Linked DNA regions of Homo sapiens: regions 1 and 3 are each linked to region 2. The links are chromatin loops, found by intact Hi-C in ENCODE. Cell type or tissue: heart right ventricle. All regions are shown on one strand. Each heading gives the region's core, and the rest is flanking DNA. Links, peaks and the distances in the headings are about the cores only.

Region 1 (7,465 bases), core at 1-5,000, 60 kb after region 2:
AAGTAATTATCTTAATTTTGTTAAGAATAAATTTTTTGTCATAAAAGATATATAAATATAAAATCTAAGAACTTAAGTGAAACCCTGTAATCTTACATTTGAGTTAGAATTATCAATGTGAGCTCACTTATCTCCTCTCTTTTCCTGAAAGCAAACAACCCAGTAGCAATAAGTACCCTTAAGGCTCAAATTTTGGCCTTTGTATATCACTCCTCAATAAAAAGAACCATGGCTCTTTGGAGAAATGGCAGATTCTACATCTGGTGGAGGAAATGTACAAGATGAGCCTGGCACGTTTTGGTGGGCCAGAAAGTAAGAAGCTAAAAAAGCTAAAAATGGAGTCTTATCAGAAGGACACAGGAGCCAACTTGAAGGGGTTCCCACTGGACAAATGTGGTACAATTTCAGCATCAAAAAGTATAATGTCTGAAACTGATTAAAACACACTACATATACAAAAAGCCAACACTTCATAATAACTACTAAAAAAAATCAAAAGTTATACACCACTGGAGGATACTAAGGCACTACCTCATTACTCTGGAAATTGATAATTAAAGGGAAAGAATTAAATATTTTATACTGCCTTTCCAGTATGAATTGTATTTCTGGGTAACCAAATAGCCCTAGTGAATGGATAAAGCTCTTTTAAAACACTCTGGCTAATCGAGATCGCACCACTCAGCCTGGGCAACAGAGCGAGACTCCATCTCAAAAAAAAAAAAACATTCTGGCTAATAAATACAGAAAGAATAACAAGTGGACCATTTTCAAGGCCTAAGAAATTCAGTAATCCAGGCACTGGGTCATCCATAGATGGTAAAACCATTAGGTGAAAGAAGGGGAACTTTACAATGAAGAAATCAGGCTGGCACTACCTAATCCACTGATCAATCAGTCTTAGCATTGCAAAAAGTAAGATGACTAAACGTTATGGCTGATGTGATGCATGATGAATCTAATCAAGCTTTTAGATCTAATTCTAGTCTAGAAGAAATTCAGCAAATAGAAGCGTAAATTAAATACTGCCACAAGGAAATATCAGCCAAATCTAGAATTGGGGCATTCTACAGGAAAAACATTCTGATTTTTTCAGCAAGTCAATGGTATATGAAAAAGGACAGGTGGGGGGCAGGAGGAAGGAATGTGAATCTGCACGGAGATACAAAACAAGTATAACATATTAGTGGTTAAAGCTGACTGGTGGTTATACAGGAGTTCATTGTACCCTCTACTTTTGTGAATTTGGGGGAAATTTTATAATAAAAAGTAAGACATACACACCAATGAACAACAACAACAAAAAAACCACAATGACTTAGAATCAAACAGCTAGAGTTTGAATCGCAGCTCTACACTTACTGTGAATGTGGACAAGTTACTTAGCTTCTTTAAACATGGTTCTCCTTCTATAAAATGGGAAAAATATTACCTCCATTTATTAAGTTTGAATGAGATAATAGACAAAATGTGTCTAGTACATAAAGAGCCCAGTAAATGTTAACCACTGTCATCATTAGTATTAATGTTATTATTATTATTACTATTATAGAGGATATGATAGCAAAGGCTTCTGTATAGTTCTTTATGTAAGTAGCCAATTTGGGGGGTTCAAAACTCTTATTTCATTTTCAAAAACACATATGATACACAAATATAAAACACCTATAAATAAGTACTTTTCTATTACTCAGCTTTTTGAAAATTAATAAACACAAACATTACTATCACCAATGTAACATTAAAGAAGTTTGTTTGTTTGAAATTTTATGCTATACTTCAGTTAAATTTAACTGACACAGTGCTATCAATATTGTATCTATAATTCTTCATAGTTCTATTGTTAAATTTACATTTTCCTTAACATGAACAATAAAATAGATTATATAACTAATAGCAAATCTAAGAAACATGCAAGGCAATATTTTTCAACTAAAAAATAAAAATATTCTTATTTCTAAACAAAATCAGTTGAATGCTCATATTACGTATGCTTTAGATAGCAAAAAATAACGCTTTTGTAAATAAAAAATTATACTGAACTCTACAGTGCTGAGACAACTGATAAATTTTTCCTTTCACTTTTAATCAAGCTTCCTGTTGTAAGAGCTCAGCAGACAGTGACGCGAGACACTGCCTCCCAACTTCAGTTCACCTTTGCAGTTCCACAAGGGACACCATGTCAAGATTGTTCAGCTTTTTTGATGAGTGCTGCGTGGGTAACTAATGTGTAAATGCAGATACGTATAGAAAGCAGTTTTGACAGTGATGTATTGCAACTGGTTCCAGATGTCGGTAAGGGATGCTTGGCCAGGCATCTAGAGCTCCACTGCCACGGAGCAGCACCAGGACCAAACCAGTCTTGAAAAGACCATGGCACTCTAACTCTTCAATTAGAATCTTCTTAAAACAATTATTTTGCTTCTCTTCTTTCAGAAAAACACTAAAATATTACTGCTTTGTTGCTCATTTTTTTTAATTTAAGGAAAGAGCTGACATAACAAGCCTAATAGTTTGGCTTTCAAAGGAAACTTCAAAGTGAATGGAGGAAATATTAAAAATGAAGCACATACTCATCTCCTATAATGAGTTTTTTAACTAAATTGCACCAAAACTTACGTATGTACAAAAGTTTAAAGCAACCCCTGACTAGCAAATTAAATGTTGAGATTACTCACCTAATATTAGAATTCTTAAGAATATCATCATAAATATGATACATATAATTATAAACCAAATCAGCAAGCTTATTTTCTCTTGCTGTCCAGAAACGTGACAAGTGTATATTAGCTAAAGAAAATGTACCTCGGTTGCATTTGACTTTAAAAATTAAATAATGAATCTTGTAATGATGTAGTTTGAGAATAAAATTCTAGAAATGGAAGACTGACAAGCAGCATGTGAATAAATGAATTTCTGGGCCACTAGCTAATGAAATACAGAGAGATGTATACAGAAATTCCAAAGTGAAAATATGTTATTACAATCATGCAACGAATCGTCTTTAACATTTAAAATTGATAAAGTTGCACTTTCTACATGAAAAATGTTGTAGCATGGCTCCAACACAAGCATTTGGTCTGATGGGAGTTTTTTCAAACAACCTGTCTGTCTCCCTCTTCTTTCAATACCAGACTCCCAGCTCCAATCAAAAAACCTCTCAGGGGATCACCTACAGCTACATTCTCGCCATGTGGTTTTGATATAAGGCATTTTCTCATTGATCAAGGGAGCTGCAGAAGCATGTGTTCTGTTTATCCTAGAACAAAGAAGGCGACTTACATTACTGATGTTCAGAATCAAATCAAAGGTTTTGAAATACTTTTAATAGGAATAAAGGCAAACAAATCTGTCAAACGACGTTTAGACTCAACGTTCCTTTTGATTTTCTAACAAATTGAATAAACTGAACATTCTAAACATATTACCAAACTTTTAATCTGTGAGAAGACCTTGTGGTCAATAACTTCCTATCATAAGTAAATTGTTTAACTATAGCTCAAAGTTACTATGTTTGGTCTGATATGACATGATATGCTAATTGAGGGTAGAAAGTAGTTTAAAAAACTGACCAATCTTATTTTTTCCAGATGGATCATCAAATGTTTTTCTAATCTTGCATTTTCTTAAATGACCAACTGGTAAAATTGTATTACCAGTTCTAATTGGCTTAGAATACAGAATGTTTCAAGATAGCAGAAGAGCTGTATTCATTCCCATCTCCCTTCTTATAGGGCTCTGTTTTGATAAATCATTATTGTGACTTGGTTTTTGTTCTATTCCTAATAAATTATGTTTAACAAATAAAAATATACTTTAATATAGCATTTCTATATAAACCATTTGTTGCTGTAAACTATGGAAAATTTGTCTAGGCAGTACATATATCTCAGTATCTCTGAGTATATATATCTCAGATCTGATAGGTCAAAAGCAAAATTATTACCCAATGAAAATGTGATGAAAATGTATTTAACTGAATGACTTCTGTGTTTATCTTGTTGGTTTACTAATAATTCAAAGTAAATCCTCTGGACAGCAAACTAGTACTCCTAAAAATACAAAATACACATCATTATATCCAGCAAAAGTCCAAACCTAAGGACTACTAATATCTGTATCCAGCAAATAAGGACACAGAAGACTAAGGTCCTAGATGAATTTAGTTTCTGATCCTTCCAAAATGCGTAGTTCCAGAACAAACCTCTGTATCAGTCTTATTACTGGTAGCAATATAAATTGGTACAACCACTTTGGAAAGCAATTTGGCAACATCAGATAAAGTTGGATATACACATACTCTATAAACCCAACAACTCTATTCCTAGTTATATACCTCAGAGGAATTCTTGCATATGGACAAAAATATGTGTACAAGCATGTTTATAATACCAAAATTTCAGATGAAATGTAAGCATCCATCAGTAGTGAAATGAATGTGAAGTTCATCTGCACGGTAGAATACTACAAAGCAGGTAAAACTAATAAAATCAATTCACGGATATCAAAATCAATGCAGTACATGTTGAAAACTGGTGAGCAAAAAATCAAGCTACAAAAAGATGTACAGTGTGTATATACGACACATAGGTATTACATATGTGTATATATACACATTATATTTGTCAATACTAAAAATACTAACATTATTTGTAAATACACGTATGTGTAGTAAAAGCATTTTTCACATGAGAAGAATATGTACCAACCATAAGATAAATAGGTACTAATTTGGGGTGGGGAAGTTAGTGAGCTGAACGGATGGGGAAACTTCAAACATATGTAAATGGATATTTTTTAAAAATAAATGTCTAAAGCAGAGATGGCAAAATGTTAACATTTATTAAACTTAACAGGAAGAAATAAAAGGCTATGTGTTTGAAATATTTCATAAGCAAAAATCAAAATGCAAAAAGTCCATATACCCTACATGGGTCTTTACTTCAGAATTACCACTAATAATTCATTCAAATACATTCATTGATATACTGCATAATTTTATTGGGTTAAAAGTTATGTCCCAATTTCACGTTCTCATTTATATGTGGGAGCCAAAAAAGTTGATCACACAGAGGTAGAGAATAGAGTGACAGACACCACAGACTGGGAGGGGTGTGGGTGGGAGGTGTGGATAAAGAGGGATTGGTTAATGGGTACAAACATACAGTTAGATTAAAAGTATAATTTCTAATGTTTGATAGCAGGGTAGAGTGACTACAGTTAGCAAGAATGTGTGGTATATTTCAAAGTAGCTAGAAGAAAGAACTTGAAATGTTACCAAACACAGAGAAATAATAAATACTTAAGGTGATGGATACCTTAAATACTCTGACTTGATCATTACACATTCTATGCATGCAACAAAATATCACATGTACACCATAAATATAGAAAATATTATGTGTCAATTAAAAAATATGTCCATAATTAAGGGTCAGAGCAATCCACTCTTCTGAATAAAGTCATCACACAATAAGTTGAACCATCTAAATACTTAGTACTGACATTACCTTTATTATATTTTTCAAATATTTAATATATCTTATGCATATATTTTCAAAGAAAAAAAGTGTGTGTCATCACCCAATAAGCTGAACTGTCTAAATACTTAGTAGTGACATTACCATATTATGTTTATGAAATATATCTTATGTATTCATTAGATATATTTTCAAAGGAAAAAATCCCATAATCACCAATGACCCTTCATTAATTTGTGAATATTCCAGACAAGCTAGAGTCGACAAGACTTATATTATCTGATTTTCAATTCTGTTTGAACTTCACATAAAAACATTTTGAAGAGAAAGGAAGGTTATTACTATATCATTTGTGACAAATAATCAAGATATGAGAATAGTAAATAAATTATTTGAATTTAAAGTTAGGAAGCACTTCTTTTTCAAAGAATCCTATATGTAAAATAATTGAGCCATGAAAAATGTTAAAACAGGTAAAAATCATGCCTCAAAAGAACCTGGTAAGATTGTGGTAAATAAAGGAATTTACTAGGCGAGAATCTCTATTCACTACAGGCAATTTTAGCTGTTTTCTCCTGGAATTAAATGTTCTATCCTAACTTCTGGAACTAGTTAAATATTAACGTTATTGCCTTTCTCAAAGATAATGGTAGAATTTAACTGGTTGAAAACTGCCACCCACAGCTAACATTTATAAAGTATCTCCCAATGCAAAATTAAACAGACTTCCTTCCAGGACATTCTAGGCAAGTTCCCAAATAAGATTCCTAAACTAAACAAAGCTACTACATTAAACTTGGCGATATCACAATCATGAATTGATCCTCTAAATGCCAAAATTGAGAGTAAAAAAGAAAAATGGACACTTGTTAGCAATACAGGATAGCAGAAGTACACAGTGATGCTTACTGATGAAATGAGGATACTTTCTAAATCAGTGGTTTTCAAACTGTGGCCCAGGTACCCGTGGGGTCACTGAGGTACCCTCAGGGCTCTGCAAGGTCAAAACTGTTTTCATAATTCATTAAGATGTCACATTTTCTGTTTTAACTCTAATTTGTTCATGAGTATACAATGAAGTTGACAACAGGCTACGTGAAGCATGGCATCACAACAGAATGCAGAAGGAAATATGAGAAAACAGCTGTTGAAGCCAGACATTAAAGAATTTGTTAAAAAAAAAAAAAAGTAAAACAATATCAATCATCTAATTTTTTATTTTGGAAATATAAGTTGTTTTTTATTTTAAAATGATACTTATGCTAACGTGTTATTGTTATTTTAAAATAAACTAATAAAATTTTTAAATTTCTAATACAGTAAATACTAATAAATATAACCCACATAAGCCAAAGCTTGCTAGGTTCTCAATAATTGTTTTTTTTTGCGGGGGACAGAGTCTCACTTTGTTGCCCAGTCTGGAGTGCAGTAGCACAATCTCAGCTCACTGCAACCTCCACCTCCCAGGTTCAAGCTATCCTCCCACCTCAGCCTCCTGAATAGCTAGGAAAATAGGTGCATGCCACCACGCCCAGCCAATTATTGTATTTCTTGTAGAGATAAGGTTTCGCCATGTTATCCAGGCTGGTCTCGAACTCCTGAGCTCAAGTGATCCACTGCCTCAGCCTCCCAAAGTGCTGAGATTTCAGGCGTGAGCCACTATGCCTGGCAATTCTCAATTATTTTTAATTTTAAATGTGGTATGGAAAGAGATCCTGAAAACAAAAAGTCCGAGAATCAGTGGCCTAAATCATAGAGTTGATACAAGGATTAAATGAACTAATGCATGTAAAGCACTTTTCACAACGCATGGCAAACAGTCAACGTTCAGTCAATGGTAGCTATCGTTATTGTTACATAACAACAGCTGCGGCTACAGATAGCAATGCTGAGATCAGCCATTTCTGGAGACTTTGTTGTCCCCCACTGTCTAGTAAGCAATGAGTATTTAAAAAAAAAAAAAAGCCAACTGATTCATCAAATGT
Region 2 (7,622 bases), core at 1,612-6,611:
AAAATGCCTTTTGTACTTTTTCAAGTGTTTTATGCTTTGTGCAACTATATGTAGCCATGGTGATATATAATAGAAACAGGTAACAAAAACTGTGAGCTTAAAAACATTTTGCCAGCTTTACTTTTTTTTTTTAATCTGAGGAGTTAATAGATCACTCTGAACCTACTGCAGTAAGTTTGTATCTCACTTAGAATGTTTTGAAAAAGTAAGGAGGAGGCCCTTTCTCTTTATTATTGTTCTATGATAAGCCATAATGCTAGGGAAGTGCACATCTGAAATACAGATACACTGGATTCCTAAGCGTGAATGTTCTAACAGGTGTGCTGCACATCAAGATTTTCATCTATTTTCAGGCTTATTCTGAAAAGGACCATCAACATGCCAAATCATGACAAATGAAGGTATGTTTTGAAGACATTCATTACAGACAGAGCCAGAGTATACATATAAGCCACCAATGCACATGCATTACAATAAAAATGAAATACAGCATTCTTTCAAACAATCACATGGGGCTCTTCTGTGTATTTGATCAAATAATTTCTCAATTAGTTTTCTCCACTAAACACTGATTGCTTTGGCCTCGTGTAGCCTGGGCAGCCAGAAGCCACTGGATAGATTTCCAGATGACAGAAGATCTGAAGATATGCACAGCCCAGTAGTACTCCAAAGAGTTTAGCCTTTATTCATCACCTGTTGAGCAACTCAAGAACCCCTAAGAAGTCTGAAAGTTTATACCTTTGTCTCTAAGTGCAAAAGAGTCCACAGATTAAAGTCTCGATTTTAAAAGCAAGAAGTAAAATGCAACAGTTAAAATATTAACATATACTGTCACAACTTATTCTTATGTAGGACATCATTCCCTATGAAAGGGAAAGCATAAATGTTCTTTGCTTCTCACTATTGGTATAGACTGATATTAATTATTACTGCTTTTCCTCTCTAAAATAAGCTTGTTAACAAGAACTACAGGATTGCTTACAGCTGCTATCCATTGGGTAGGTTGCACCATTGTTTATGATGTTTACAGAAAAAAGGGAAATCAGTACAAAGAAATAGTATGGAGTAATTAATGTATTGTAGTGTAGTAATTTCCACTTTCTACCTCCATTTAAATAAAATAAAGCTCTGTAATGCTAGCGTAAATCAGGGGGAGCCACAGGGGAGCACAGCGAGGCAAAGACATTAAAGCCAAACCAAAGCCCTTCTTCACCCAAGCTACTATTATTATTACTTGTGCAAAGCAAATATTCAGCCTCCAAACCTAAATCATTTCAATTCCTATTTCCAAGTATAATTTAATCTCTTTCAGCGACACTTGATGCTTACTTCATCACAGCATAATGACAGATTAAAAAGTTGTTGAATTAAATATTAAAGAGGACTTCAGGCAGTTCTGCATTTTTAAGGAATAACACAGATTGGGGATGAAATGAGAAGCCCAAATGCATATTTTATACCAAAAGGAAAGAATACATATATTTTTCCTTCAGGCCACCTACTTTGTAATAAAACACAGGGCAGGTTTTATTTAGTGCATAAAAATGTGAAATAGTATCATAAGCTTCATATCACTATAATCTGGCACCATACAGTGATGTCAAAGCTAATGATACCATGTAAGAATATGATTTTTTTGGTGGGTATCTTATTTAAATATTTTTAAAATAAATATATTCATAATTTATCACTTCTGCTTTCTGATTTTAAAAATTAACTTATTTTGGAAATTTATCTCAGAGATAAAAATCTCACAGATGATAGCATCAAAAGCAAACCATTATGTAAATGATATTACGATACAAACTGTTCTGAATGGGTAGAAAAAAAGTTGAGCCATAGTTGTAAATACAGTTCCAATTAAAATGCTGATTGAGGCCAGGAGTGGTGGCTCATGCCTCTAATCCCAGCACTTTGGGAGGCCTTGGTGGGCAAATCACTTGAAGTCAGGAGTTGGAGATCAGCCTGACCAACATAGTGAAACCTCATCTCTACTAAAAAAAATACAAAAATTAGCCGGGCATGGTGGTAAGTGCCTGTAATCCCAGCTACTCGGGAGGCCGGGGCAGGAGAATTGCTTGAATCTGGGAGACAGAGGTTGCAGTGAGCCGAGATCACGCCAATGCATCCAGCCTTGGGGACAGAGTGAGACTCCGTCTCAAAAAAATTAATAAAATAAAATAAAATGCTGATTGAACAGGTAGGCCTAATTTCGGAAGCTCCCTTTACATACGGGTAAAATTAAAGATGAAATGCACATAATAGTAGTCCCTTAACTCTTAAATAGAATAGAAACAGAGTCAAAATACAAAATTCTGGGACTACATACTTAGGATATGTACAGATAATGATACATAGATACACATGGTTAAAATTCCAAGGGCTCATGGTTAAATGGCTAAATTTGGTATATGTTTTTAACTTTGTCATTTTTAAAGAATAGAGATGTTTTTCCTAAGGCTTAAAAGAAAACAAACTTTTGAATTTTTCTTTCATTGTGAGTTCAAGCAACGTAGTAGGAGAAAAAATTAACTCTATAAACATTTTATTCTATTTGTGTAACATCACATTGCAATCTTTTGTACATCCATACATTTTTACACAATGGCTGTAAGTACCTAAGTACTTTCCTCTCTGCTTTTTCATTTCATTTTCCTGTTACCAATACTGTCCATTTGACTGAACCTCACGGAACTGCCATTTTCTAAGTCACAAATGGTCAGATATCAACTTCTAATGATTTGGCATTCATTTTAGATAGTTGCATCTTTATATATTTCACTTGAGAAAATAAACGGTTATCTATAATAATAAATTGTAAGTACTTAAAAGTGACTTCTAAAATATGTATTATATGGGAAAGATCAATGTTTTCCTTATAGGCCAAGGAAGCAAATGTCATTTGTTTTTGAAAATAGTTCATTTTTGGAACCAGTGCATAGTACAAACGTCAGAAAAGAGTAAACATTTTTAAAGTAATACATGTTATCTATTTCATACATAGAAAGAAAGAAAAAGATAAAGGTACTAGACTGGTTTCTTCAGAAATTATGACTTTGGCTAGGACAGAGCTAAATGTTATCATGGTTGGCAACTACACATGGCCTTGAAAGGATGGCCTAGTTCCTTTTGGAAAAATTTTCAGTGTGATTGCTCCTGGCCAAATTTGACAGGATTTACTCATTAAATGCTGTGCACACAATCCTTTATTTTAAAGAAAAGCACAAAATATTACCATGGAACTGTTTTGTTAATCTAAAAAGGGGCAAGGCTTCTTTTTTTAATCTTTTCAAATCTCAGTGCTCTGTTGTTCTGCTGGCTCTGATATTTGGCTAGTCATTCCTTGCAAACATACAATTCTACTCCCACACAATTAGATGCATACACTACATTGTAGAAATACTGCACAATAATCTTTGCTGATATTCTTTAAAAGTATAAAAAGAATAGAGAAAGCACATTTATCCTCCCCACCATCCCCAATATTTCTTGACTAGAGCCAAGTCACTGGGGGTGGGATGGGGGAAGGCAGTGGTGACAACAGCAATCTTTCTATGGTGTCCGTATTTAAATCCTGGAAAGAGCAATAATTTTGGTTTTCTGGAATGTTTTCCAACCAGTAATAATGAGGTAATAATTTCCCATCACCTAGGACATAGTAGGTACTCAAAAAATGTTTGTACATTTAAATTCCCTGTGGAATTCCCTTTGGAATTCAGTCTCCCGTTGAAAAACACAACCATTAAGTTAGGATACTTCAGAGCCAATTACCGTGGGAAAACCTCCCAGATGATGTTTCATACTTATGGTGAAGGCTTAGTTATTTTTTTCTCAACCACCATTGTTTTGAAGCTGGTTGGGAATTTTTTCCTATCTGTTGAAAATGTTCACATGGTGGTTATGCAGTCCTCCTCTGAGAAACCGGAGTCGGCAGCAGCCCAGATGTTTGAAATCAAGAAAATGCATCCTCTACCATCGCCAGGCCTCAAATCAAGTTTCTGGTTTGGATTGGAAAAGCACTAACTTTGGGACCACGGAGAGGTTCTGACTTGCAGTGGGTGCTGACCCCAGGGCACAAGGTCGGCGGGCAACGCGCGTTCTCTCGGCCGCAGCCGGCTAAGGTCAGCTGCTACAGCGGGGCGCAGCCGGGGCCGCCGGCGCGGGGGACCGCTCAGGGCGCTCTGCCCCGCGGCTTTCGGGGCGCGCCGGGCAGCGCGAGCGCGGGCGGGCGTCGGGCGCGCCCATTGTTCTCGCAGCGCGGAGCCGCGGAGCGGCGGACGGCGATCCGGCTCCCCCTCCCGCGTTCGCGCCGGGAGGCCCCGCGGCCCGGCCCCGCTCCCCGCCGCGGCGCGCCCCCGCCCTGCTGGCTGACAGCGAATTCTCACCGCCCTGACTGCATAATTAATGTAAATGGAGCAGCCTCCGTGTCATGTGCGGGCTCTTTGGGTTTACTTTTGTGCGACACTTACACAGGAATATTAACTAGAGAAAGCAGCATCACAACAGGGGTGGAAAATCAGCCTGTCAGGGACTCATTGCAAATGCCACTGAGAGCGGAGCGGCTTCAAGATTGTTTCATCAAGGTGACTGAGAACAAAAACTACTGAGGAAAGAAAATTCGAGCTTAAACCGAGCTCCCATACATCCATTATTTATCGTTCTAGATCCTTTAGGAACGAGATTTCTAACACATCTTTATGCAGAACTCGGGACCGGAGGAAAGGGGCGAGGCCGCTGCGTGTGTGCACTGCCAAGCGAGCCGTGGCTCGGCCCGTGCGTGTGCAAGCGCCCCTGCTCCCCACGTGTGCAGACGCCCTTCAACAGCCCACAGCCAGAGAGGGAAAGGCCCGGACCAGGAGACAGCTCTCCACGGGTCAGTGAGTTATTCCAAGAAACCACGGGGATGTGGGCGAACCCACACTTAACTGAAATTAAGGCCTACGTTCCTGGGGATGCTAAGAGCCTTGCAATAAGGTGTCTGGTGTATAGGGCTGTTATCCACTTCCAAATTACGTTAAGGCCATTTTATTGTAATACGTGGTCACTGACTTTTCCCTTTCATAACCTGCTGTGGGTGAGAATACCTAAAAGTCAAAAGAGTAAATTCCCAAAGCATATTTTACACCCAAAAATGTACATTTTTGGAAAAACATTTTCACTTCATACTCATAATCATCCAGAATATTCCATATTGGATGTGTCCTCTTTTCCAAAGGAGCTGAAAAGGTGACTTCCCAAATCTGAATGCAGCCTGACCTAAATTAGCACCCAATCCTGCTTACACTTTCCAGTCCAGACTACTATATTGGCCTGCCATAAAAATTATTTTAAAAATTAAGAATTTATATCTCAAATATAAACAGTTACTAGAATTCATTTAGACTGAAACAGGGCATTATAAATTTATGAACAAATTAATTACCAGTTTCATTAATGCTGTTTTTATAATGAGTAAGTAATCAAGTCCAAAACTTTACTAAGTTTGTACCCAATCTAGGAGAGGAAATACATTAGAAAACAAACGGCCAAAAAAAAAAAAAGAAATATCAAATCGTATCCCTCCCAAAAAAATGCCATCAAGTGAGAGCATCTGTTTCTGGTAAAGCATGTATGCCGCCTCTCCTCTCCTACAGCAGAGTGACTTAATCCTGAATGTTCTCAAGGAATTCCTCCATACAAAGGGTCAATTGTATGCTACAGAATAACCTTACACGTATTTGTCTACTAAATGATTGAGAGCTAAATCCATCTGCATGTCTTTACTGGCTTAATTAAATATAGGTACAATAACTGAAAATAATTCAGTACACTACACGACAGAAGAGATCAAAATGGACATGCCGATCAAAAGGTTTACTTTAGACAGGAAGCAGCCCGTCAGACCATTATTACAAATTAAAGGTATTATATTCAAGTCATTTTTAATCTCTTAAAAATGAATAACCCACATTAAATCATTTTTCTCCACAGAGGTAACATTTCTTTTACGTCTAAATGCACATATTCCTCACCATGCTTCAGTTCTTTTACTAGTAGTAGAAGTCTATCTATTACACTTATCATGTAAGTCAACATTCACACCAAGTTTGGATTCCTCTCTCTTTACATGATATAACTGATTCATCACACATTTGCACTTAAGAAATGAGAATTCACAAGCTGATTATGCACAGTAATCTATCTCCTGAATCTCATTTTACTGCAGTAAAATTCTTATTGGCATTTTGTAGTTAATAACTTCTATATTAACAAATGCTGCTTTATGTCCAGACACTATGCTTGATAAACATGAGATAAATTTACCCTTACTTTCTAATAACAACTAAATTAGCTTTCTAATTCTGGAACTTTTTACTTTTAAGAACTTAAAATCTCATGTATATCAATTTTACTGTTTTTAAAAAGATACCAAATTTAGGATCAATACACAAAAAACAAAAATACACAGAAAAGTCCCTTGAGATACTGATGTGAAACCTGCAGCTCACTGATTCTGTTCTTGATAATATGTTGTTAAACTGGCAAACATGCTGACCTTGTGTGCAAAGGCAGAATTGTGCATACGCAACATAAAGTTAAAAAACAGCTTCAAAATGTCTGTTTAAAACTGTAGGCTACAAAACCTTAAAATACAGTCAGCATTCCATAGTTTATTTTAAATTGGCAACCACAATTTAACAAGCTATTCTAACAAATGATTAGCATAGCGTGTGCTTTTCTTTAGCCATCAATTATGACACAGGGTAATGCAGGGCACAACTTAAGTGTCAAATTACAATATGCTATACAAAACCACTTTGCAACACAGCTTTCTGTTTGCTTAGCAATTACTACAGAGCACACTGCTTTTCATGAAAGGAATTGGTCAGAACTGTTTATAAGAATTGCCACAAATGTTTATATATTTATATTATAAAGAATTAGTTGACAATTTCATAAAATTTCTCTTCAACAATTTAATAAAATGGCTGGGTTATTTATCTTGTGTTGGTTGAAAGCTGTGCATACAACCAAAATGGTCTGGGTTGTCTTCTTCTTAAAATGAGATTCTTCCATGATATGTGACAAAAGTAGAATAGTATTTTTCCAAGACCAAAGTATGAAAAGCCTTTTTACTAATTTGTCCACCAAAAAAATTAAAAACTTTTATTATATGAACTGCTGTATAGTGAAAATCTAAATTAGTGAAGTCTATAATCATTCTGAAGACAGAGTAATGTCTCTTTAAAATCTTCAATAAGGCAAACATGGATTTAAATGCAAAATAAAAAAATTTTTCAGAAATGTTGTTCAAGTTGTAATTTTCACACAGCAGTCACTATCTCAATACTTGATCTATCAGTGGTAAAAATGAATAAAGGTTATCTGTCTTAATTGTAGGACCATCCATTAATTCATAAAACTCTTATGTGAATAAATACTTAATGAGAAAAGGGAAAAAATACACAAAACAGTTTTTATGCTGGTTTTTTCCGTTCTGCTGCTGTCCTTTCTCCTGCATTTGCCTAAAGGCTCTCAGTAAATTACACTCCCAGTAAATGACTGTAATTTACCCGTTGAATTCCCTTGTTCAGGAAAAGCACAAAAACACATTCCAGCATTTCCACAGCTCAAATTTACCA
Region 3 (7,622 bases), core at 1,363-6,362, 130 kb after region 2:
TACTCTTAGGTTAATCTTTGGACGTGACCCATCTGTCACCTTTAAAGATAATTATTTAATTTATCATTAACTTAAACAGTGATTTCTGTACCTTATAGATAGAAAACTCAGCTAGGAAACTGTACAGTCTAAAATGAATATAAATCAATCATTAAGACAGAAGAACTTATTTGAGAGTCAAAATGAACAAAATATTCTGTGTCAGCAAAATGTCTCTTGTCAAAATCTACTCTTTAAGATTTCATTATAATGTACTAAAACAAATGTCCTTCCCAACTCTATAGAGAAACAAGTCTTAAATCATCCTAATTCAACCCTACAATTTGGAAACACACAAATATTTCCTCACTAGAAAACAGAGTGCTTATTATCATAGTTTTAAAGTTAAAACTTTAAAAGTGAATATTCAACTTTAAGCATGTTACCAGGAGTTTTCACCACAGATTTTTCTATTTTTAAAATATTATCATTAATGATAGCAATGGAGCAGTAATACATATAAATTACTTTACAAATAATTTACATATAAATTACTTAGGATCCAGGTAGGTAGCTATGGCAGTTTTCTTATACTGTATGTATATAGTTACTGTAATTAAAATAAATTTATATGTAAAGAATTAGAAGAATATAGTATCAGATTTAATGTACTCAGCAGATATATATCTAATAATACATGGAGAAGGCATGCATTTATTTAAAAATGTTACTGAGCAGATTCTGTGTGCTAAAAAAAATAGATGACAGATAGTCCCTGCCCTCTAAGAACCTACAGTCCCTTTGAGAATGAAAACTAAAATAAAACTAGTCCTCCCATTCCTAAATGAATTTTTGTAAGATGCCACTATCAGTATTAACTTAGGCCAATTTTATCCAATGATGAACTTTAATGACTCAGAAAATATCAAATTTATAAATTATAATAAGAACAAGCCCTTTTAAGTAGAAAAATAAAATCTCCCATTATTCTCTCCATTCAATCATAATACTCCTTACTTCATCTTATACCCACACAAACTCTTCTTTTTTCCCATAGCTTGTTACCTCAATAATCAAGTCTAGATTTATGACTGCACACCCCGCATGAGTTACTTTGGAGCTTTAAAAATGAACAACAAAAAATAGTGATAATTGGGAATGGTAGTACAAGACCCAAGTTTTAAAGATGAAATATATTTTCAGTTGTCTACTTCTAAGAATGTGTCTGTAAAAGACTTGCAATATAAATAATACACTAAAAACAAATATTTTTAAGTAAAGAAGAAAAAAAACAGGTAGTATTTGTGCTCATATCCCTTCAACTAGTCTTCTGCCCTTTAAATGTGGGGTCTCAAGTGGCCAGTAACCCTATTATCAGATATCAGGAGGGTGTATTGTTTCAATTTTTATAAAAACTAATTTCTTGGTCGGGCGCTGTGCCTCACGCCTGTAATCCCAGCACTCTGGGAGGCCAAGGTGGGCAGATCACTTGAGCTCAGGAGTTTAAGACCAGCCTGGACAACATGGTGAACAACAGTCTGTACAAAAAAATACAAAAATTAGCAGGGCACAGTGGCGCGCGCCTGTAGTCTTGACTATTCGGGAGGCTGAGGTGCGAGGATCACTTGAGCCGGGAGGCAGAGGTTGCAGTGAGCCATGACTGTACCACTGCACTCCAGCCTGGGCAACAAAGTGAGACACCCTCTCAAAAAAAAAAAAAACCAATTTCTTTAAAATACAAATATAAGCAACTTTAAACGATGCCATTTACAAGAACCTGTTACCAGGGTCAGTATCTGTATATAATCTGCTTCTGGAGCCTCCATTAAATAAGGTAATTCAAAGTTTATAAAATTAAAAATAAGGCTTTTATTTTAATTTTATTGATTGGATTTCTTAGATGGCTAGACTCTGCAGCCTTCACAGTAGCCGTCAAGAACCCCATGTCTACAAAACTAGGCAGAGGTAACAGAATATCTAGACAAACCAGTGCAAAGAAGAGGAATAGTGATTTTTCTGCATTTCTCTTTGAACTATAATTATATCCCAATACATAGAGTTCTAAAAATAAAATATAAAAACAAGCTTAAATCTACTATAACTGTCCCTGAAAAGCAAACCTTTGCAATCAGCAAAGGCAACTCTAAGCAATGATCTAAAACTCTAATATCCTAAGGTTCCAAGAACCATTTCGGATCTTAAAATAACAGCTTTACCTTAGAAAATGTAGTGTATTGCTAACTAAAAATTGAAACTTTTTGCAAAACAATATTTTTCTTATAGCATGTAGTTCCCCCAAAAGGCGATAAACTCTTTATTCTTGCTTTGTGCCTTAAGACATAATCTGCTTTTATCCGTTAGCAAAATATGAACCAGCTACTAGGCTGACAATGCCAAGAACCATGACAAAATGGATTATTAATGAGAAACTGAACTCCAGAACTCTATTAATTTATGTCTTCCTGTCGGATCCAAAAGATATATCAGCCTTCTCACTCAAAAGAAAAAAATGCCAACACTGTACTTTGTTTTAAAGTTCTCCACAGATGAAGAATTCATTATCCAAAGTACAGTTCTGTTATTTCAGGCTTTCTTGTAGGATAAAGAATCTTTATCAAATGGCTAAGAAAGCTGCTGACAAGTGCAAGTACCTTGCAAAATATATTTACATCAAACATTCACTGAGAAAAACCAGGGGGAGGGGCAGGAAAAAGGTGAAAGCCCCTGCAACACTCTTATCCCCGCCCTGTCCTTGCAGTCTTTAGAAAACTAAGCTCTTTTGATTCCAGTTGTAAAATAGTAAGCAGCATTAATACAATTTCATGTTTGCAGGCTTTTAAAATTTCTAATTACACTAATTATTCTGACATGAAGGGAAATGATCTAACAAGTGAAGAAAAGAATGTGTGATTTCTTTATGCATAAACAACGTTTAAATGACATAAAATATCCTTTTAAGCTTCCACAAAAAAATCTATCTAATCTATGCTTATCATAATATTTATGAAATAAAAAAACCAGAGAGGAAAAATTGCTATAATGTACTCTGTGTGACCTCTGCTTTCCACAGAGAATGAAAACAGCCTTTTGCTTTTCAATCCCCATCAAAGTGGAGTAAAAGGAGGGACAGCGTTCCCGTGCTCACTGCCATTAATCATTGCTTTCTTCAAGCAAGTGCGTATTAATTTCTGTCATCCCAAACATCATCGAGTATTGTTACAGCACCGTTCGCTCCTCATTCACCACCAGTTGTTACCAGTTTCCCTACACTGAGCAGAGACAGGGTGAATCGTGTGGATTTCAGTGTTAGAGGCCTTTATCCCTGGGGTGCTGACACCAATTAAGCCATTTCAAGAAGAAATGAGAACAGGCCCAACCCTTCCATGTAACAAGAGCTTGCACCTAGCTTTGGCAGGTTGCCATTTTCTCTGGCTTCACACTATAGAAATACTCTTCTCCACATCCCTTTGAATGATTCAGGCTGTTTACATGTAATCGGTAACAATATCTTTTTGTTCATTTCTGCAGGTTCAAACTTAATGCCCAACACAACCTCACACAAAAAGATGGTAATCTAGAAAGATTAATGCTATTATTACAAAATCATTAAATTCAGGTTATGAAATAAAAACATATATGCCTTGTAATCCTGTGACAATTTTTTTCCCCCACAAAGGGCATTTCAAAGAAAAATTAGACTGCAAAAGCTATTGCTTTTCTCAAACTGGGCTAATTGAAGATAAAATATTTTATGCCATTGGCTCAATTTCAGCACTGTATTTGCTGAGAGACTGCATATACACAGGAATATAAACCAGATACTTCCAATATAAATGGCACAGTTTGTGTCCAGTTTAAAGAGGCTTATTACCAACATTGTATTGACATTTGCTTTCTTTCCAAGTCTTTGACTAGGCACTAAAGGCTATGCTTTGTAAAAGGTTACCTCTAAGTCCAAAAAAAAAATCTGCTCAAGTGAGTTTAATTAATATCATTTTTGCATCACTAAATATAGAGATCCATCAAACTCTTTCACAATATTGTTGATTTTTTTGACCGCTTTAGATCGAATCATTCTCCTTGTTTTAGACATTTACATCTGCTTTTAAGTTTTTATGGTTGCCTGTTGGCAGGCAGCAAAGTGGATCTGTCGATGCTACTGCAGAATAATGCAAGGTTTGTTATGAATTAAATATTAGAAACCTTAACACAGCGGCCAATAAGAATTATTTGCCTTATTAAAGCAGCAGAAGACGCTGATTAAATTTTCATTGCATTGCAGTCTTTTTCCCATTTCTGCTTTCAATTCATCATTCTAATGTATGAAAGGCTCACCGAATAATGGCAGGGGGACTTAATTTCTGGAATGCAAATATAGCAAAGAAAATACCATAAATACCCTCCCAGAAAACATTAAACAGTCAGTTCTAATTAAGTGAATACTAACTAAGTAAATATTCTCTTAAAGGGAAAAAAATAACTCAAAGGTAAAGAATTTGAGAAGGAAAGCACAATTACCTATATTACAAATATATACAGATACACATAGTGGGTGGACTATATTTTTTGGGGAACTACACTTCTTGCAATCAGTTAACTCTCTTAAAGGCCTTACAGCACTCTAAAGAAAGGGAATACAGTCATGATTGTACTCAGCTTTGCAGTTCCTGAAAATTTAGTAATTTTTACAAGAAAAAAAATGACAAGAAGGGTAATAAAACAATGTACGTAAAGTAGCACTCAGCCAGAATAGCAACTAACATTTCTGAATCTCTACATTGTTTTAAATTTACAACATTCACTATTGCAAATATATTTAGAATATAAACTGCCCCTGCAAAAATACTGTAATCATATGTCCTATACTGAAGGTTGTTCACATTTTTGCCTTAATATGAGGAAGAAAATGAACTTCAAGTATCCATTTCCCCTAGAGAAAATCTCTTCCTTGAAACTCTGCAACTAATGAAATGGGGATCTATAAATAGCAGCATCATTACCATGAGAGCCTCTACTCGGTACCAGTCTCTGCAGCTGACCCTCTTTATACTAATAACTACCAGACTTCAGTCTCATTCCTCTATAGGGTGATCAATACTGGGACAGTTAAAAATGTGATGGAAATTTAACCTACAGAAATGGTATTTACTTAGCAAGTTTCCTAAAAACACATAGTGCTGCCTGTTCTTAGTATCTTTCTATTCACACTTTATTAGAAAGGTAGGGGTTTTGTGTTATTGTTTTGACTTTTTAAAATTATTATTATTATTAACTGAGATGAGTGGGGCCCTGTAGCTTTTTCTCTAATGTTACGGAGACATGCATCATGACAAGACAAAAGCCATAATACACCTGAAATGCTCCCTGCTGAAGCTCTCTCGATGAACCTCATTAAAATGGTTACTCTATTCCAAATATTATCCACTGAAGCATTACTGTAGTAAACTCTTGCTTGAATTGTGGAATAGTGATGGATAAAAATCAGTGAGCATTTAATCAGTAAATGTAATGATATGGAACAATGTTTTACTCTTACTCAAAATACAATATTTTCAAATGCAATAGATCACTCTAAAAAGTTAACCAATATTAAATATCACCATTGGCTGTAAATTAGACCATAATAAAGAATGTAGCTAAAGGATCTAGCAAAAAAAAAAAGAAAAAAGAAACTATTTATTAGATGTCTATAGAATACACTGTTGCTATGTATAATTTATTGGCACTGAGATATTTATGTTGCACTTCATTAATGGTAAATATCCAGTTACATTTGCATCTCCTAAATATAAAAAGCTCAATTGTTCACTAATTTCATATCTCTTAAAATAAATATGATAAAACGTTCCAGTGGGTGGATGAGTTTAAAGCCTTTTATTCTCAGTGACAAAATTATTGATGACAACATATCATAAATGGCACTTCCTCCATATACACATGTCATAAGAAAATGTAAAATATTGGTACAGCTGCACATGTAGAACATTTACTTTTTAAATGAAAATATGACATTTCAACATTACACACAACGTGGCTTAATCAAGAAAATATATGTGAATTCAAAGGTGACATCAAATTTCACACATGCTTAACTTCATATTCAGTGTACTTGTAGGTACTTATATGCACAGAAAAATGTAATTAGCCTAATTTAAACACAAAAGGTATGGTTCATTTTGGCACAATCAGATGCACAATGTGCCATCATGCTGTGTTCACTAATGTTTATGTTTACCAAATTATTGTTACTATCCAAGTAAAACTATGAAATAGACCACAGAAATTTAAATACAATTTTGAAAAAATAATTTTTAAAACATACTGTAGATAGAATTCTAATAGTGGTATACAATATCATCACAATATGCCATGCTAATATTATTTTATAAATTCTACAAGCAAAATGAATTTGTCCACTGTATGAAACCCTTACATCAGATTCTTTTCTTCTCCTATGTCTCAAAAAAAAAACCTAAGACTAAAATACACAAACAGTATTTTCCTGCAATGAACCTATGAAGCACAAAAAGATGCACTGTTTAAAAGAGTTAAATCATTAAAAAGCAAATAATCACATATGAAGTCTTGAGAACTGAAATTTACAATTTAATTAAAATAGGGAATTTATGACTTTTTTTCTATTTTAAGAGAAAAATGTTGAGATGAACTTTAAAATAGAAAGTAAACTTTCAGCGTCCTGAAATTCGAGCACAAAATAATTTGTGTTGCCATCTCGTTTTAATGATCCCAACGCAGAACAAACCGCGTGAAATAAACTGCTCAGATAGGTTGGAATGGAAGAGTTGCAGAGTTAAATAAAGCAGATTTGTAAATGGCAGGATCCTCGCAGCAACTACCGAGTTCTTGCTCTGAGGCAACTGATGGAGCAGAGCTGCTCAGCGGCACTTGACAACAGCAGTGCTCCCACAATTGTAACCCTCAAATCCAATCAATCGTTGCTCTTTGCATTTCAAGCAGCTCCTGGCTGCCACTGCCTGAAGATAACTATTTTACCACCTCTGTCATGCCTAATTAACAAGTCAGATGTACAATTTAGAAATTTTGCAATTAACCTGCTAAAATATTGCTGGAGGATGCTAATTGTTATGCCAGTTGCCATAAAAGCTCATTTGCATAACTTATGTGTGAAAAACAATTATGAGCCGCGTTCACAGACGCGGTCCACAAACTGCTCCTAGCTACGGATGAGAGGGCCACAAAAACACTTAATTCATTGCCCACAAAATTATGTTCCCCCTTTTCTTAAACAGCATCTGTTTTGTGAAGCTATATTCATAGAAAATCCCCAAATCAACAATTAGAAGCATATGTAAATGTGCGATTACAGTTCTTTTTCTTTCATTGACAACTTCTCCTTTTTTGCTTGCATGAGGAGTAGGGGATGATATGATAAATGCCTCACTGTTCCAATTCCCTTGCACAACAAATAGGAAGTACATTTGGCAGTGCCAGTGAAACTGCCAGCCCACCAGCCAGGAGGAAGCCATTCTCCTCTGCTCTATCTAGTCACTGCAGCACTATCACTAGGGGCCACTTTAACAACAGAAAAGCTAAAGTCAATTGTTTCTTCAGTGAATAGGCTTCTGTTCTCCAGCATATATTTACTGAGGCATTTAGGGCAG

What was found. A loop is a pair of places that touch in the nucleus more often than their neighbours do. Peaks named below come from ENCODE experiments on the same cell type or tissue, not always from the same donor. Only the 100,000 strongest peaks of a DNase experiment are listed, where the experiment ranks them.
Region 1: it touches region 2 in a loop (2.3-fold over the local background); 11 of 110 quality-filtered maps call a loop at or near these places.
Region 3: it touches region 2 in a loop (4-fold over the local background); 13 of 110 quality-filtered maps call a loop at or near these places.

The regions. Positions count from the first base shown.
Region 1 is chr9:125,824,689-125,832,153 of GRCh38, reverse strand. All of the region lies in intron 2 of PBX3 (PBX homeobox 3), which reads right to left. Among named protein-coding and RNA genes, the nearest start is that of PBX3, 81 kb to the right of the region's middle. In heart right ventricle, for the core only: no CTCF peak of the experiment used is centred there; a DNase peak (open chromatin) is centred at 2,167; H3K4me3 peaks cover 957 bases; H3K27ac peaks cover 798 bases.
Region 2 is chr9:125,886,477-125,894,098 of GRCh38, reverse strand. All of the region lies in intron 2 of PBX3 (PBX homeobox 3), which reads right to left. Among named protein-coding and RNA genes, the nearest start is that of PBX3, 140 kb to the right of the region's middle. RefSeq lists a silencer at 4,148-4,367. In heart right ventricle, for the core only: no CTCF peak of the experiment used is centred there; DNase peaks (open chromatin) are centred at 4,068, 4,458 and 4,828; H3K4me3 peaks cover 1,980 bases; H3K27ac peaks cover 3,864 bases.
Region 3 is chr9:125,759,232-125,766,853 of GRCh38, reverse strand. All of the region lies in intron 2 of PBX3 (PBX homeobox 3), which reads right to left. Among named protein-coding and RNA genes, the nearest start is that of PBX3, 16 kb to the right of the region's middle. RefSeq lists enhancers at 3,691-6,258, 6,480-7,622. In heart right ventricle, for the core only: no CTCF peak of the experiment used is centred there; no DNase peak of the experiment used is centred there; H3K4me3 peaks cover 5 bases; H3K27ac peaks cover 509 bases.